Regions from separate parts of the Homo sapiens genome. Here region 1 is linked to region 2. A link is a loop called in an ENCODE intact Hi-C map of the cell type or tissue named here. Cell type or tissue: GM12878. All regions are shown on one strand. Each heading gives the region's core, and the rest is flanking DNA. Links, peaks and the distances in the headings are about the cores only. Region 1 has its middle 55 kb from the start of MIR3977. Region 2 overlaps VCAN (versican).

Evidence for each region. Peaks named below come from ENCODE experiments on the same cell type or tissue, not always from the same donor. Only the 100,000 strongest peaks of a DNase experiment are listed, where the experiment ranks them.
Region 1: it touches region 2 in a loop (2.1-fold over the local background); 6 of 110 quality-filtered maps call a loop at or near these places.

The regions. Positions count from the first base shown.
Region 1 is chr5:82,781,140-82,789,488 of GRCh38, forward strand. No RefSeq gene overlaps it. Among named protein-coding and RNA genes, the nearest start is that of MIR3977, 55 kb to the right of the region's middle. In GM12878, for the core only: no CTCF peak of the experiment used is centred there; no DNase peak of the experiment used is centred there.
Region 2 is chr5:83,551,648-83,559,996 of GRCh38, forward strand. It overlaps VCAN (versican), which reads left to right. Exons shown (of 15, transcript NM_004385.5): 11 at 1,717-1,875; 12 at 3,309-3,391. The region is part of intron 1 of VCAN-AS1 (VCAN antisense RNA 1); the gene reads right to left. Among named protein-coding and RNA genes, the nearest start is that of VCAN-AS1, 6.5 kb to the right of the region's middle. RefSeq lists an enhancer at 2,500-3,699. In GM12878, for the core only: no CTCF peak of the experiment used is centred there; a DNase peak (open chromatin) is centred at 4,732.

The sequences.
Region 1 (8,349 bases), core at 222-8,221, 770 kb before region 2:
AAGCCATAAAAGTAAAAATTGTTCATTGAATTTCATCAAAAGAATTATTTCTGCTCTTAAATAGACACCATTAAAATATGAAATAACCAAGTCATAAGCTAAGAGGATATATTCACAATACATACATCTGATAAAAATCTTGTATTCAGGATATATTAAGAATTCTTAAAATTTAGGAATAAAAAGACAAACAGTTCAATTAAAATAAACAGGGAGAAGATTTAAACTGACATTTCACACACAAAAATATGAATGGCCAATAAACACATAAAAATATGTTTAAAATCATTAGTCATCAGTGAAATATAAGTTAAAACCATGAGATACCACTTCATACCCACTAAAATGGCTAATATTAAAAAGACTGAAAATCTTGGAAATGATGTGGAAGAACTAGAACTCTCATAAATTGCTGGTGGGAAAGTAAAAGTGGTGTAGCAAAACCAGCAGTTTCCTACAAAATGAAATGTACGCTTACCACACGACCCAGCAATTCCACTCAGAGATAGTTACTCAAAAGAAATAAAAACATGTTCTCATAAAAACTTGTCTGTAAATGTTTCTAGAAACTTCATTCAAAAAAGCCAATAATTAGAAATAACCCATATATACATCATATGAATAGACAACCTGCAGTATGTCTATACACTGAAATATTGTACAGCCATCTAAAGGGCAACAACATGGAGGAAGCTCAAAAACCTTATACAGTTGAAAGAAGCCAGAAATATAATATTCCATTTATATGAGATTATAGAAAGAACAAAACTAATCTATAGTGAGTAAAAGCAAATCAGTGGTTACCTGGGGTTCTGTGGTCGTGTGTGTGTGTGTGTGTGTGTCGGTGTGTGTGTGTGTAGGGAGTGTGGTTGACTGGCAAGGTACACAGAGAATTTGGGGATTAATAAGAACATTCTATATTTTGCTGGTTATGGTGGTCCTATAGATCTATGCATTGAATATGTGAAGAAGGAAAACCCATCTTAGAGTTATGACTGAAAATCTTTTGACCAAACTAGCAAAATTTAACTATACAGAGAAAGTTCAGCTAAATGACCTGTGTGTGCGTCTACTTGGAAGGAGCATCCAAGTTCCACTGTCTCAACAAGAAACTGATCCACTGATTATCCAGATCTTGTGGCTTATTTTGGCTAAGGAGGTGTTCTTTTTCTTTTTGGCCTGGTAATGTGTCTCTAACCCTAGGAATATGTTAACATTATATTCTTAAAACCTTTGGAAAATATCAAAATTAACATAACTAAAATGCCAGTCTCATATAGAAACTAACATATAAAAAAGAAGCGACTTTAAACCCATAGTGTTGGTGTTTTAGAATAAATTTATATATAACTGTATTCATTTGTGCATATTTGTCTGATTTTTAAAATATTTAATTTATGCAAACTATTCAGCAATACCAGTATTTTAGTTGTTTAAACTGTTTCAGGAAATTTAATTGATTAAATTTGTCATTAATGACCAGATGCTTCAGGAAAAGTTTCTAAAGTTTTTATCTGATGTAAGAATTTAATAATTCTTCCACTCAAAGTGTTATGTGGTTAAATGTCTTTACATCTTTATACAAGGTACACAAAACCATCTTGCCGTAATTAAAGAACTACGGTTGACTCTTGAATAGTCTTGAAGTATGCAGGTATACTTATACAACACTTTTCTTTCGGCTCTGCCACCACTCCTCTTCCTCTTCCTCCTCAGCCTGCTCAACATGAAGACTACAAGAATGAAGACCTTTATAATGGTCCATTTCCATTTAATGAGTAGTAAATATATTTTCTCTTCCTTATTGTTTTCTTAATAACATTCTCTTTCCTCTAGCTTACCTTATTGTAAGAATACAGTATATAATACACATAACACACAAAATATATGTTCACTAACTGTTTATGTTATCAGTAAGGCTTCCAGTCAACAGTAGGATATTCATAGTTAAGTTTTGGGGAAGTCGAAAGTTATATGTGAATTTTTGGCTGCATAGTGGGAGGCAGTACCTCTAACCTCTGCATTGTCAAGGGTCAACTGTACTATACGCGGCTCCCCATGAAGCATCAAAGAATCTGGGATCCAGCATTTTCCTAGGAAAGGACTTGTCATTTGCATAGTTAGGCTCATCTCAATTTCAAGGAACAGAAAAGGTTTAGGCAAATAAAGAAATAAATTATGGGCAGCGTCTCAGCAGCCACATGCTTTTAAGCACTTCTGAGGCTGAAATATATAGCCATGACTTGACCAAGAATTGTGGGCACCCTGTTGTCATAGTTTGGGTTTACCCCAAACACAAAGCCTGAGCAGAAATTCAGGTGCAATGATTTACAAAAGACCAATAAGGGAGTGGGGAAGCAGGATAGGAAAGGGGAAGAAGCTAAGTAAGTGATTTTAGCCTAATCTCAAGGGCATCACAAGCTTGAGATGAAGGAACTGGACTTATATCCCACCCCGGTACATGTAGGCTACAAGCCACCCTGGAAGGACAAAGGTCGAGGGAGGCTTGAGAAGAAAAGAATGGGAAATTTCAGAAGAATGGCAGCTCCAGTGGCTCCAGTGGCCAAGGGCAGTTGTAAGTGACAGTTGTTAGGGACAAAGCCCAGCAGTTTGAGGGATGCACTCACAGAGCTAGTGATCCGGGTGGGATGGCAACACTGCCCACTGCACTCGTGCGGTCTAATAATGTCACCCCTTCAACCCAATATTCTCCAATACCAGGAGACATGCTAAGAATTACTTGGAAAAAAAGATAGAAAGGACAGACTTGAGTGGCAGGGCTTAATCAATTTTCCAAAGAAAACCAATTTTCCAAAGAAATTCAAGTTTGACTCCAAAATGCAAAATTCATCCAGGAAAGAGAAACATCCCCCAAATAAAAGCCTATAGATAAGAGATTTTTCCTTCTTCAACGTGAGTTTAGGAATTATGTGAATACAATGTCTAAGAGACATTGATATCCCTTGAGATGGATCTCCCCGTACCTTAAAAACCTTTTTCAAGAATTCCTTTCAACCAAATATAATACTCTTTCTGAGAGAAGTTCTAGCGAGTACATCTTGTTACAGTTTTAGGGCTGTTTTAGCATCCCTTATAGATTGGTGCCACAGGCAACTACCCAGTGGGCCCCCTTTCATACAACTCAATATAGCAAACCTAAAAGTGGATTAGAACAGTGGGACATCATCTATTGGCTGTCCATATACCTAACTTCATCACCTCCTTCAAGTGTTTGCTCAAACATCTTCTTAGTATGACCTGCTCTGAATACTCTGTTTAAAATTGCAAGCCCCCACCTATCAGCATTATGAATTCTCTTGATCCCCCCTTACCAAACTCTACCTTTCTTATCCATAGAATACTTACCACCTTCTAAGTGATAGTGCTATTAATCTATTATATCAATATCTTATTGTCTGTTCCTGTCCCCATTAAAAAGAAACTACATGAAGTTAGGGCTTCATTTATTATGTATTTCAAGCATCTGGAACAGTGTCCAGGGCACAGTCAGTGCTCAAAAAATATTTACTACTTTAGTAATCCTACAGTTTAAGTGACTCAGATAACCTGTTGTTCTCTAAGAAGCATGAGCCCTTTGTTCCCAGTGTTGGTGATTCAACCATTCTCATAATTTAGCCACAGCTCATGGCTGAATAGGTGTGATCAGTTATCATTGATTTGAAACATCTCTAGGGGATATGCTTCTCAAGACAAACCAACGGTTTCCTATGTGTGTGCTTAAATGGTGTTTCCTAAGGTATAGATCCATGCACCAATCAACTGTGGCCACCATAACAGGACTACAGGACATGACACATAACAACTTTTGCAGAACAAATGTCCTGTGGTGACCTTTTCCCATGCCACAGGGTCTGTGGGTATAGACTGGTGTAGTATGAACTGGCCAATGCCGTTTAAGCTAGTCATGAGCCCTTTTCCATTGTGCTGAATTTTTGCAACAATTCATTTTCTTTTCCATCTAAATGAGGTCAGTGGGAAAAGTTCATACTTGGGCTGCTCCTGAAATGTTCATTTTAAAATAAATATGTATGTAAATATATGTGGATATTAACTGATGACTTCAGGGCTTTGGCCCTCTGTCAATTGACTCTCAATGTTACCTGTTTCAGAAACCCTTAAGAAAAGTCATATCTTATGACAGAGTTGCTGGCAAGGAAAACAGCCCAGAAGAGAGGTTTGGAGTTTAGTAGAAAACTGCAATTGTATCTAAGTAAACATGTTTATAGATTACTGTCTAAATGTGGGATTAAAAAGTGATGTGGATATAGTAATTCCTTTGACTTCCACAAGTCCATAAAAATTAGAAAGGAATAAAATAAAATTTAATGTTGTGGAAAGAACTGTATACCAGTATTCTCACTTAGCTCTGTCTCTAAGAAATTATGCAACACTGGCTAAATAATTTAACCTCTCCAGGACCCCATTCACACATCTTTAAAACAATAGGGCTGGAAGAGAGAGCCTCTAAGGCTTGCCAGTCATGACCACTTAGAATTCTGGATTCAAAGTACTTGGGCAAACAGTCTGCTAAACTCCCCCAAATCCATCACCTACTCAGTAAGTACATTTTCCACAGATAGCATTTTGAAACCACTACACACATTTTACATTTTAAAAGCTCTATTCATGCAGAAACTAAAGAAATAATATTTACAAAATCAATTTCTGTTATTATCTGGCATTGTTTTATGCCATGTAGACTATTTTAACCACTTAAGAAAGATACTCTTTTATCCATAAAATATTAGATGTGGTACTAATCCATTGTAAACTAAATGCAGGCCATTTAGTTTACACAGGGCCACAGATAATCCTGCAAGTACAAGGTTACTGCATTATGCTGAGAGAAATAGATTATACAGCACAGTGCACTGCCTGTATGATTAGGTCATAAAATTCATGAGTTTTGTATTGCTTTGCAACAAGAATTGTTAGTCTTTTAACTAGAATCCTGCCATGTGCACCCTATAGTGCTGCAGACTTTGTTCAGTGGCTACTGTTCAACTGTCCTTTGCCCATGATATCAGTAAAACATACAGAAGTTTATCTACTATTTATTTAGTAAAATGGTTCATTCTTTTGGTTTCTCTCTGGGACTAGACTGAGTATGCCATCAGAGAACTCATAACTCTTGTATCCTGATAATACAGCAGTTTGTCTCCAACCCTAAATCAGCTGTAGAATGATAGAACACAAACTTGGTGTCCAGCTTGTCTAAATCCATCATTTAACACCTGGGCAACCTTTTAGATGAAGTGACAAGTTATAATGTCATTTTTTAAAAGCCTACAGAAATAGTAACAAGTATTAATACAGCCCTTATATGTGCCAAGCACTGTTTTAAGGGTTGTACATGTACTAATTTACTTAGTCCGTTCTTCAACCTGATAGTTAACAATCCTGAGGGGCGTGCTATTTATATCCTGTTTTACATATGTGGAAACTGAAGAAAGAGGTGCTAAGTAACCTGGTTAAGAACACACAGCTAGTATGTGAAAGGGCCAGTATTTGAACCCAAACAGTTTGTCTCCACATATAAACATATATGTATGTATTAGAAGAGAAATAGACTCCCAGTAAATAAAAGGCTTTTTACTAGAATTTAAACACACAAATATTCGCATTTCACTCATTTGCACTTCTACACCAAAAATAACAATCTGCTTTCATGGGTGAGTTTTCTTTTGTTGAATCATGAACATTATGCTGGAGAATTACGGTGGGTCTGAACTTATTACCAGCATGGCACACTGGGAACTCAGTTTGGATTTACAACATGCTCATCACACGTCATGTCAAATAGAAGCATTGACAGCTAACTTTCTGGCTTTTAGTAAGACTAATTATATAGGTTTAGTCTGCTCTAGGATTCAGTGAATGAATTTAACATAAGAAATATGCTATTTGGCACAAAGTAAGTAGATTTAAATTTGTATCATGATTCAAAGGAATGAGGAGAAAGAAAGCAAATCCTGAACCTCTTTATAAAATTTTAAGGAAGGAATAATTAAGAAGCAAAATTAAGCTAGTAGAATCTCTTTTATACAAGCTGACCTTCAGAATAAAGTCAGCTTAAATTATTTTGCCCTCTACCAAGGGTGAGTTTCTCCTTAATTCTTTTCCCTTTAAATATCTTCACAGTGATGGTTGTTGTAACGGTTAATTTTATGTGTCAAATTGACTGGGCCATGAGATGCCCTGATATCTGATTAGACATTATTTCTGGGTATGTCTGTGAGGGTGTTTCTGAAAGAGATTAGCATTTGGACTGATGGACTGAGTAAATCAGGTGGCCCTCCCCAACCAGTTGAGGAGCTAAACAGAGTAAAAAGGTGGAGGAAGGTTGATTTACTCTCTCTCTGCCTGACTGAGCTGGAACACGAATCTTTGGCCCTTAGCGTTCCTGGTTCTCGGACCTTCAGACTCCAACTGGAATCTATACTACCAACTTTCTGGCTCTCAGGCCTTTGAAATACACCACCAGCTTTCCTAGGTCTCCAGCTTGCAGATACCAAATTTTTGGACTTCTCAGCCTCCATGGTCACATGAGCCAATTCTTTGTAATCTGTCTCTCAATCTCTCTCTCTCTCTCTCTCTCTCTATATATATATATATATATATATATATGGAACATATATATTTATTTATATTTATGGAATAGATAAATATGGAATAGATGTATATCTCTCCTATTGGTTTTGTTTCTTTGGAGAACCCTAATAAATTTGCCATTGTTCTTAGAGATTTTTATCATTTCTAGTAAGCGTAGGTACTTTACATACATTGCTTCTTATTTCTTTTTTTTTTTCTTTTTTTTGAGATGGAGTCTTGCTCTGTTGCCCAGGTTGGAGTAGAGTGGCGCTATCTCCGCTGACTGCAAGCTCCACCTCCCGGATTCACACCATTCTCCTGCCTCAGCCTCCTGAGTAGCTGGGAATACAGGTACCTGCCACCACACCTGGCTAATGTTTTTGTATTTTTAGTAGAGACAGGGTTTCACCGTGTTAGCCAGGATGGTCTCGATCTCCTGACCTCGTGATCCGCCCGCCTCGGCCCCCCAAAGTGCTGGGATAACAGGCGTAAGCCACCGCACCCGGCCCATTGCTTCTTATTTCTAATCCTTACTATGATACCGCAAATTATTGCTATCCCCATTTTCAGTGTAAGAACTCGAGGTTCTAAGACAAAGTAACTTGCCTAAGGTTATACCACCATTCTTCAGGATGGCAGAGTTTATCATTATTAATATCCAAACCTAACTGCACAATGAGGTATCACCTCATACTCATCAGGGTGCCCACTATTTAAAAAAGAAGAAGAAAAGAAGTATTGGTGACAATACGGAGAAACTGGAAACCTTGTGCACTGTTGGTAGGAACGTGAAATCGTGCAGCCACTATAGGAGATTAAATGGCAGTTTCTAAAATAATTAAAAATAGAATTACCATATGATCCAACAATTTCACTTATGGGTATACACCCAAAAGAATTAAAAGCAGGGCTCAAAGAGCTGTTTGTATATTCCTGTCCGTTATAGCACTATCATGATAGCTGAAAGGTAAAAGCAGTTAGTGTCCACTGATAGATTAATGGATAAACAAAATGCGGCATATACAAACAATAGAATATAAATTTAGCCTTAAAAAGGAAAAAAAATTCTGACACATGCTACAACATGAGTGGACCTTAGGGTCACTACACTAGGTGAAATAAGCCAGTCACAAAAAGAAAATGCTGTATATATGATTCCACTTTCCTGAGATACTTAGAGTAGTCAAATTTATAGACATAGAGTAAAATGGTGCTTGCCAAGGGCTGGTGGGGGAAGGAATGGGAAGCTGTCGAATGGGTATAGAATTTCAGTTTTACAAAAAGAAGAGAGCTCTGCAGAAGATTTGCACAACAATGTAAATGTACTTAACACTACAGAGCTGTACAGTTGATAAAGGTTAAGATGGTAAATTTTGTGTATATTTTACCACAATTAAAAATTAGAAAGAAAACTAACTTTACTCAGAATGCATTACATGTGTCAAGCCGTGACACTGGCCATTTAATCCTTACAGTAATCCCATAAGGTAGGTATTATTATTCCTTTTCTACTGGTGAGGGTTGTGGTAGGCTGAATAATGACTCATAAAGATGTCAGTGTTCAAATCCTCAGAGCCTGTGAATATGCGCACTTTATAGATGTGATTAGCTAAGGACCTTGAGATGGGGAGACTAAACTGGATTTCCTGAGTGGGCCCAATGTAATCAGAAGTGTCCATATAAGAGGGAAATAGGAAAGATTTGATCATAAGAGAGGAGTCTGAGAGTGATGCAGCG
Region 2 (8,349 bases), core at 222-8,221:
TACATCATGTATCTTAAATTAATGTCCATGGTTAAGGAAAGTTATGCCATTATAAATCACATTATTTACTTTGGCAGTAAGAATGTTCTAAAAGTTTTTTTGATTCTCCTCCTCTGTAAACTAACCCCCTCATATAGGAAGAGCTGTGTTCTTCCTAGCCCTCTCACCTTACCTCTAAATTCTTACAAATGAACTTCCCCAAAGCAGAAATACTACATCCAAGTAGCCAAAATTTGCTTCATTTTGAGGCACTGAGTGCTACTTTTATACCAAACCATCTAGCTGTGTCTTGAGTCCTTTCCTATGAGACTTGGTGATCTCCAAACAACACTTTAATAAACGCAAAGCTTCCAGTGCACATTACTCAAAAGAATTAGTCAGCTGGCTGCAACTAAACAACAGGCCTGATAGACTAAACTGAAATAAATACTGCTCTCAGATAAGCTGCATCTGTTGTGTGAGTATGGTTTTAATCACTGAAGCCAGGAAAGAAATGAAATCTTTCAGAATTCATACTTTCCCACAGTTATAGAAAGAGGAGTAACAGGAATAAGAGTCAAGAGACAATCTGAGTTTCAATTTGGCCACCAAAACTAACGTATAAAGCAAACATTTATTTAATTTAGTAGGGTTGTGTTTTCTTCTATTAATCAGCAAATTTGGGTGGGGGGAGATACTTACTAGGTCATCTGGAAGGTTTTGTTGGTGCCTGAAATTCTATAAACTGCAGTTTTGTTAGTTTTTACATGTAACTACTTCAATATAATTGTGGGGTGTATTTTGTGAAAGTCAACCCCACCTGTGGATGAGCAATTCTGTGGGAAGATTGCCAATGAAGAATACAGTGCTATGAACAATGCCACTTTCTTGTGGAATTATGTAAAAATTGGCAACCTAGAAAGTGTAGCTGATACTGCCAGTGTAAAATTTAGATATATTTGAAAAATATTATTGTCCCACTGGAATATCAGTTATAGTGTGCTTATTGTGAAACACACACACAGACACACACACACACATATGTATATGACCTGGTGGAATGGGGGGGTGAGTTAAATAATTTAATTTATTTCATTTTTAATAAACTTAAAATCTTGATGCATTTTCATTGGGCATTACCTATCTTACCCTTCTTTTTAGGAAGAAGGCATACAGTTCTAGCTGTATCCCAAAACGTACCTATTCATAAAGGATTTTTTTCTCTTTGTCAGTTTTACATGACAAGAGCCTGTGACTTCTCAGATATCTCTTTGGGAAATGGGAGAGGACTACTTCCAGAACCTTTGAAGTTGTTATGCAAATAGGGCATTCATAATTCTATTAGCCGGAACTCTTATCTATCACTTGAATGAGTCTCTTAGAAAAGTTGTGTTGGTAAGGAATTAGCCCCAGTTGCTTCACAAGTAAGTCAGCCAGTGCTATAGCAGCCCAAGAGATTTTGGCTGGCCCCTCTTCCAGTTTTCTCTGGCTTTAATCAAGGAAGTTGCTGTTAGATGCTGCCTTTGCAATCCAAAGATATATAGCCATCCACTTGGCACGAATCAGTTGGGCTCACTTCATAATAATTTCTTTGTCATCGTGACCAAATTTTATGAATCAGTTACTTCAGGGACATTGCACAGATACTGGCTTGGGTATCCTACTAACACTTGGTTGGGGGTGCCAAGTTTGAATGACGTATGTGCGTTTAATAAGCTCCTGCCTGTTTCTTCTCAGATACCGAGACATGTGACTATGGCTGGCACAAATTCCAAGGGCAGTGCTACAAATACTTTGCCCATCGACGCACATGGGATGCAGCTGAACGGGAATGCCGTCTGCAGGGTGCCCATCTCACAAGCATCCTGTCTCACGAAGAACAAATGTTTGTTAATCGTATGTACCAAATAGATACGAGTTTCCAGGAACTTCACTTCTCATCACTCTCTTAGTTTTGTCTGTGTGCAAGTGAAAAGAAGTAGCTTTTTCAATCATAATACAACTTATCAAATCCCTCATCTGTGAATTACTTAAAATCATCTCACCTATGTTAAGTCCCCCATTTGGGGAAACATTCAACTATAATATAGGTAGGCATTGGTTTGTCTGCCAGCAGTAATAGTTGAAACACTTGCTGTAGGTTGAATCATAAGCAGTTGCTATTTGATCATTTTTAAATATACAAAAACAGCTATTTCTTATGGCTCAATAGAATTCTTACTATGGTTATACTTTCATAGTCTCTATTTTGAATATTTATATGCCTGTCTAAAATTACAGTTGTTTTCAGTTATTTTTGTCCTGCTAATTAAAATTGAATTGTTAATAATAGCACCCTAATCTTACCTTTTGGGCATATTGATTCTCATTCAAGTTTCTAAATATTTTAAATTGTGGAAAGTGAGCTACATCCTAAGAACTTGAATAGGTGGAGATTGAAAGCTAATGAAACTTAATATCAGAGCTGTTTAATAACTCCTTCAACTGCAGCAAAAAGGAGGGCAACTAGTTTTCATGTAGCAATATGTAGAAATTTGTTGCTCATAAAGCATTTTCTTAAGAGGTAGTGTCTTGCCATGCTGTCCAGGCTTGACTTGAACTACTGGCCTCAAGTAATCCTCCCACCTCTGCTTCCCAAAGTGCTGGGATCATAGGCGTGAGCCACCATTCCCAGCCTCATGAAGCGTTGTTTGATGTTCTATTAAATATTTTCTCGTGATGCCTACTATCGTTTAGAAGTTTGTTAATTTGTAATCTGGATAGAGGTTCATTTAACTTTACTGCGTGATATCCTTGCCAGTGACTCACCTCATGGTAAAAGTAAATATTTTTGAGGATAAATCTGTAGAACTGTCTAATCTAGGTGTTCACTAATTAAAATGTTTTGAAAAAAAGGAACAAGTGGCTTCCAAAATGAGGGTAGCGTGGATAAGATCTGGCACATTTTATTGGGTCACTGAATTTTTGCCAATGGCATCGCTTAAAAACAACAACAACAAAAAAATAGAAAATTTCTATCATAAAAAAAAGAAAATTTCTATCATGAGTGAGGGTGGGAAAAAATTTAATTATAGTAAATTGCTAGGGGAATTATTGTCTATGTCTTGATATTTTAATGCTTCACAGGGTTTGCACATTAACCTTTTCATTTAAAGCACATTGGGCAGAAGAACAAAAGGTAGACTAGGAGAGATTTTTATGAGCAACTAAATAAAAATCCAGCCAGTAAAGAGGATGCATGATTCATGCTGAAAATAATTTTCTTTGATATATTTTCATCCATATATGGAAAAGTAGTACAAATATCTGTGTGGTTTCCTATCCCTTAGGTGTGGGCCATGATTATCAGTGGATAGGCCTCAATGACAAGATGTTTGAGCATGACTTCCGTTGGACTGATGGCAGCACACTGGTAAGATGCCCTTGAAAATGATGTCAAGTTCTACCTTCTGGAAATTTGGTACTGTGCACTGATTGTGCATTACAGAGGGTGCATTAGACTGGAGGCAAGTTAAATGACTTGCTCAAGGTCACTCAGTGAAACAGAGAAGGGTTAGAAGAGTTCCAAGCTACCTGATCCAACATCCAGTCCTCTCTTCAATAGTTGTGGTTCTCTTCAAAAGAGGAGTGTACCAGATTTCTATCAAACCAGAAAACCAGACAATTAGTAGAATTGCCTTGGGTCTGTCTTTCAGATGGTTATCTTTGCTTTTTCTAGCTTCAGAGCAAAAAGAGAAGAATAAAATGTAGCAGAAAAAGTCATTTTAAAAAAATACCTTTCCGTCTTAAATAATTCACTGGAAATCCGCTATAAGGCATGACTCATTTCCAAGCAAAAATATCCATTTATTTTTATCTTAAAGAAGACTGTTGATATGATCTTGTGAATTTCTGCCAACTAATTACATATTTCAACTTGTTTTCTATTTTTTGAAGAAAGAAGTGACTTGGAAATGCTGGCCACAACTTTGAGTAGACTGTAATAGGTTCTTAGAACAGGTGAAGCTGTTTTGAGTCACTCTTACTAAACTCAAATAAATCTAATTTTTATAAAGAGTTCAAATATGATTGTCTATACTAGTGGTACTCAGTGCTGGCTGTTCATTAGAATCACCTGGAATATGTAATTAAAAACTGGTGCTTAGGCCTTATCCCAGGTCCATTACAGCAAAACCTCTAGCCGCTGTATTTTCTCAGTGTTCCACAGGTAATTCTTAAACGCAAAGTTGGGATCCACTGGGCTAGATAGTAAGTGTAAATTAAATTCTAAATTAGAAACAAAGTGTAAAATATTGAAGATAATTTTAAAGGCCTTTTTGTGTTTTTATTACTTAGGTATTCAGTTTCATTCATTATCTGCCACTTGTTTGGATTCAATGAGTTTGGCAAAATATAAAATTCATTCAAAAACAGATGTCAAAGTAATCTCTGCTTTTGGAAGTTCTGCTCTGTCTTAAGAGAAGCTGCTCCATCATGGACACACTACTCACTTTATCTATGTGCCAGCCACTGTATTAAGCACTTGCTTATGTTTATTCCCCACAATAACTTTTAAGAGAGGCAATGGGTTTTCCTTCACCTGTTTTACAGGTAAAGAAAGGGAAGGTCAGTTAGGTTGAGCTATTTGCCTGGAATCACAAAGCTGTTAACTGATGAAGCCAGAATTTGAACTTAGGCTTGTCTCCAAAGCCACAGTTTCTTCTGACCGGTACCTCCTCGGCTTTAAAAAGAGTGTATCCCTTGTTACATTTTCGCTTTGAGCAACCCAAAATAAGACCTGAGTTTCTCTCTCTGTCACCACTGTTTATGTTTAATCAGCACTGTTTCACTGTTTGTCATTCAAGTTCTTAAGTAGGTTATTTGGCAAGATGTGAGAAAAATAGGGAAAAATAGGTTGTTCTTAAAATATGTTCCCAGTAAGCAATAGGAAACACAACCTTAGAATCAATAGGCTCATCTTCTTCTATTAATAATTGTCCTGGCTGGATGTATTGGATCTGTATCTGCAATTGTTGCCTCTTTATGTTTTCATTTTGCTGTACTTAGGGGGATAATACTGGCCTATTAGATTAATAGCGATTGGTATAGCATGAATCTTTATATTACATTAATTTTAATTGAAGATAATTTTGATCCTATTAATTTAATTTCTAAGTGAACATATGATTCAGAGATTGTTTCTATATATTATAAGCTGTTTTTATAATTTTATTAATGTATATCATACAGTGAATGCATTTAATGAGTTTTCCTTGTTAAATGTGTACTTCATTCTCATGGAATACATTGGGTTTTAGGGTGCCCACTATTAAGTCTACCTCCCACGAATTTCCCTTATTTATAGCCCAGTGAAAAGTGCAGGGTTTTGTGAGCCCCCATCATGTATACAGAAGCTGGCATGCCCAGGACTCAGCTGGCCATTTCTATCTAGTTACTGCTTATTTGTGCCTGGCAGATGCAGCCCATGACTTATCCCAAAGTGTACCTGTTGTCTGGGTTCCTGTAGATTCCAGCCCTGAGCCTAGAATAGCTGCATTTGGCCAGGTGGAGTGTACGAAAAATCTTTTTTTCCTACACACTTACCTGACTGAACCAAGTCCCATCTATTTCTAATCTGTCATTGGTTACATAGATTTGATGTGTGTGTTTTTATTCTTAGCATGTATGTGTGTTACTAGATGTTTATTCTGGTCTCTCCCTTAGCAGTTCACCTCTTCAAAGAAGTAATTCTTTCCCCTGCTTTTTATTTCTCGTGGTGTCTGAAATAAAGTGTTATCCTTTATTCCTGTGTGCTTGGTTAAAGAGACTTCATATTGGCCTATATCTGGCAGCTATGTGGATTCTGTAGAGTATCTTAGGAAAATTATCTTCCCTGCCAAGTGCCATACAGGTGAGCTTGATTCATCATATGTCATTATTCCCCTATGCCAAAGCAAGGCAACTCAACTAGTTTTTGTCTGTGTCCATTAATTTTTAATGTAGGTACACAAATACTCTGAAAAACATAACAGTGACTATTTCCATAGTCTAGAAAGGTCCTAAACGTGGTAAATTAGTGAGCATCGCACCTTGTCAAAAAAGAAATATTGATTTCCCTCTGAAATTTTGCTCTGAAACTTCCAGAGGAAGATAACATAAGCTAACATAGATAACTGTACAACATAAACAAGAACCCTACTCTTAATTAGTTGGCACTTTCACTTGAAACGTAAGGATTATGGAGAATGCACTGAGGGCCTCAGTTTGAAGAAGACACATGATGAAATGTATTAACAAGCAAAGTTTATCAAAGAAATGACACAAGTAAATCCAGAAAAAACTCTGACAGACCCTCGGTTTCTTCTTAATTCACTCTCTGTGTAAAATAAAAGTGTGCTAAGGAATGTCCCTTAACTTTGAAAATACTGGAACAGAACAGACCATCTGTCTTAGAGCCGGTCTCCCTCGCATTCAACTGATCTCCTGCCCACTTTCTTGCTTTTGTAACCACCCTTTCCTCTATCCTTTTCCTCTCTGAAACAGCCTAGGTGTCCCTTAAACTCGTTTGTAGTTTTTTCTACAGTCACCATCCCCTTAACGGGTTCCATATGTGTGCAGGCCTTTGAATAAAATCCTTCTGCTTTGTTTCGCTGTTTACTCCAAGGTTTTTGCTTTTGAAAATATCCCTAACAGTAAAGTCTTGGTCAGGGGGATCAGTATCTGCTTATACTTGGAATGGTGTTAACTTGACTGTGTGCAGTTTTAAGGACTTTGTTTATGTTTTGGAGTGATTTCTCTCCTCTTCCACACCCTCTCTATCTCCATTTTTTTCTTTGAAAGATTTATTAGAGCTTCTCCGTCTTGGGTGGTAGAACAGTATTAAAACAAAAAGAACCTTTCATATTTACCTTAAAGTGTCTTTTGATATTTAGCCTTACAATCCAGTAAGAAGAAACAAGTTTATATTAGGTCTCAATTTCAATGATCCATTTTACTCAAATAATTAAACTTTGCTTTCAATAAACTTACAGTATAAATGTATCATATTTAATGTTATGCTATACAGCTAGACTAATTCAACTAGTATACTAAATTAATGATGTTATTTGGCTAAGTTATCTAAATTGCCCTTATTCTTGAGATTCTGATGGATTCATTCCACATTACTGGCCTCTATAATAGGATGTTGTTATCATTGATGAAATGCCAAATTCTCATTTCTGTTATATTTTTAAAATCTATTACTTTTTTTATTTGGGGTGTTTGCCCAATAAATTTCACAAAAGTGAATTCATGAATAAAATTGTGCCTAGCCTTACCCTTGTGATTTATATTAAGATTATTTCTTTTAATACATTTCAGTTTTTACTTTGTCACTTGGCTTTCTCCTAACCTAGTTATTCTTTAACTTGACTATTGTTAACTTGACGATTGTTCTCTATAGCAAAATGTGCCTACTGCTTTATTGGAAACCCTAACAAATAACTTCACTAATGAATTGCTTTGCTTGTCACCCAAGTAATATCTTCAAAGACACTCAGTTAAACCATCCAAGTTAAATATACATTAAAGCTGGCAAACTTAAACAAACTTTTCTTATCTAGCTTATATACTGTTAGCTGACTTTAAAGTTCTTTCTTAAACCAACTGTTAAATGAATGACTAGTCAGAGTGTTTTCTTTCAGATCTGTTTTCCAGTGCTAATGACCTTTCCCTTCCCTGGCTATGAACTCTTGTCGCTCCCTTAAAATTCTTCAGTGTCTGCTCATTGCCTTCAGTATAAAATGTTAATTATTAGTATGGCAGACAAAACCAATCCACTCCGTCTGCCACTTCCTGAGCTATAGCATCTCAAAATACTCTCAGCTCCTGGAATAAGCCATGGGTTCTCACTCCTGGGCGGCTTTGCCTGTACTGGCCCTAGTGTTTAGCATATTCTCACGTCTTATCCTCATTTCATCTCACAAACAGTCAAATACCCTGCATAGCCAAGGGTCTCCTTCCAGGAAGCCTTCCTTGCTGGGAATGACTAAGAGCTCCTCTTCTGTGCTCCCACATCTTTTTTGTCCTCCACCCATCCTAACTCAGGCTCCTGTGAAATCAACTTCCTGACACTGAGTCTTCTGAGATAGGAATTAACTTTCGTCTCTGTTTTTTCAGCAACTAGCAGAGTAGTTGACATAGAACAGGTATTTAATAAATATTTGAATGAACAAATGATCATCAGTATACACACATTGCTCAGCCAACTCTATCTTTTGAATCCTGAAATGAACACATTATGTCTTTCAGCTGAATCTCTTTGTGACATTTTTTGCCTAAATTAAAGATTTTATTTAAAGTTGTACCAGTATGAAAAACATCAAAACATAATAGATGGGTTTTACGGTG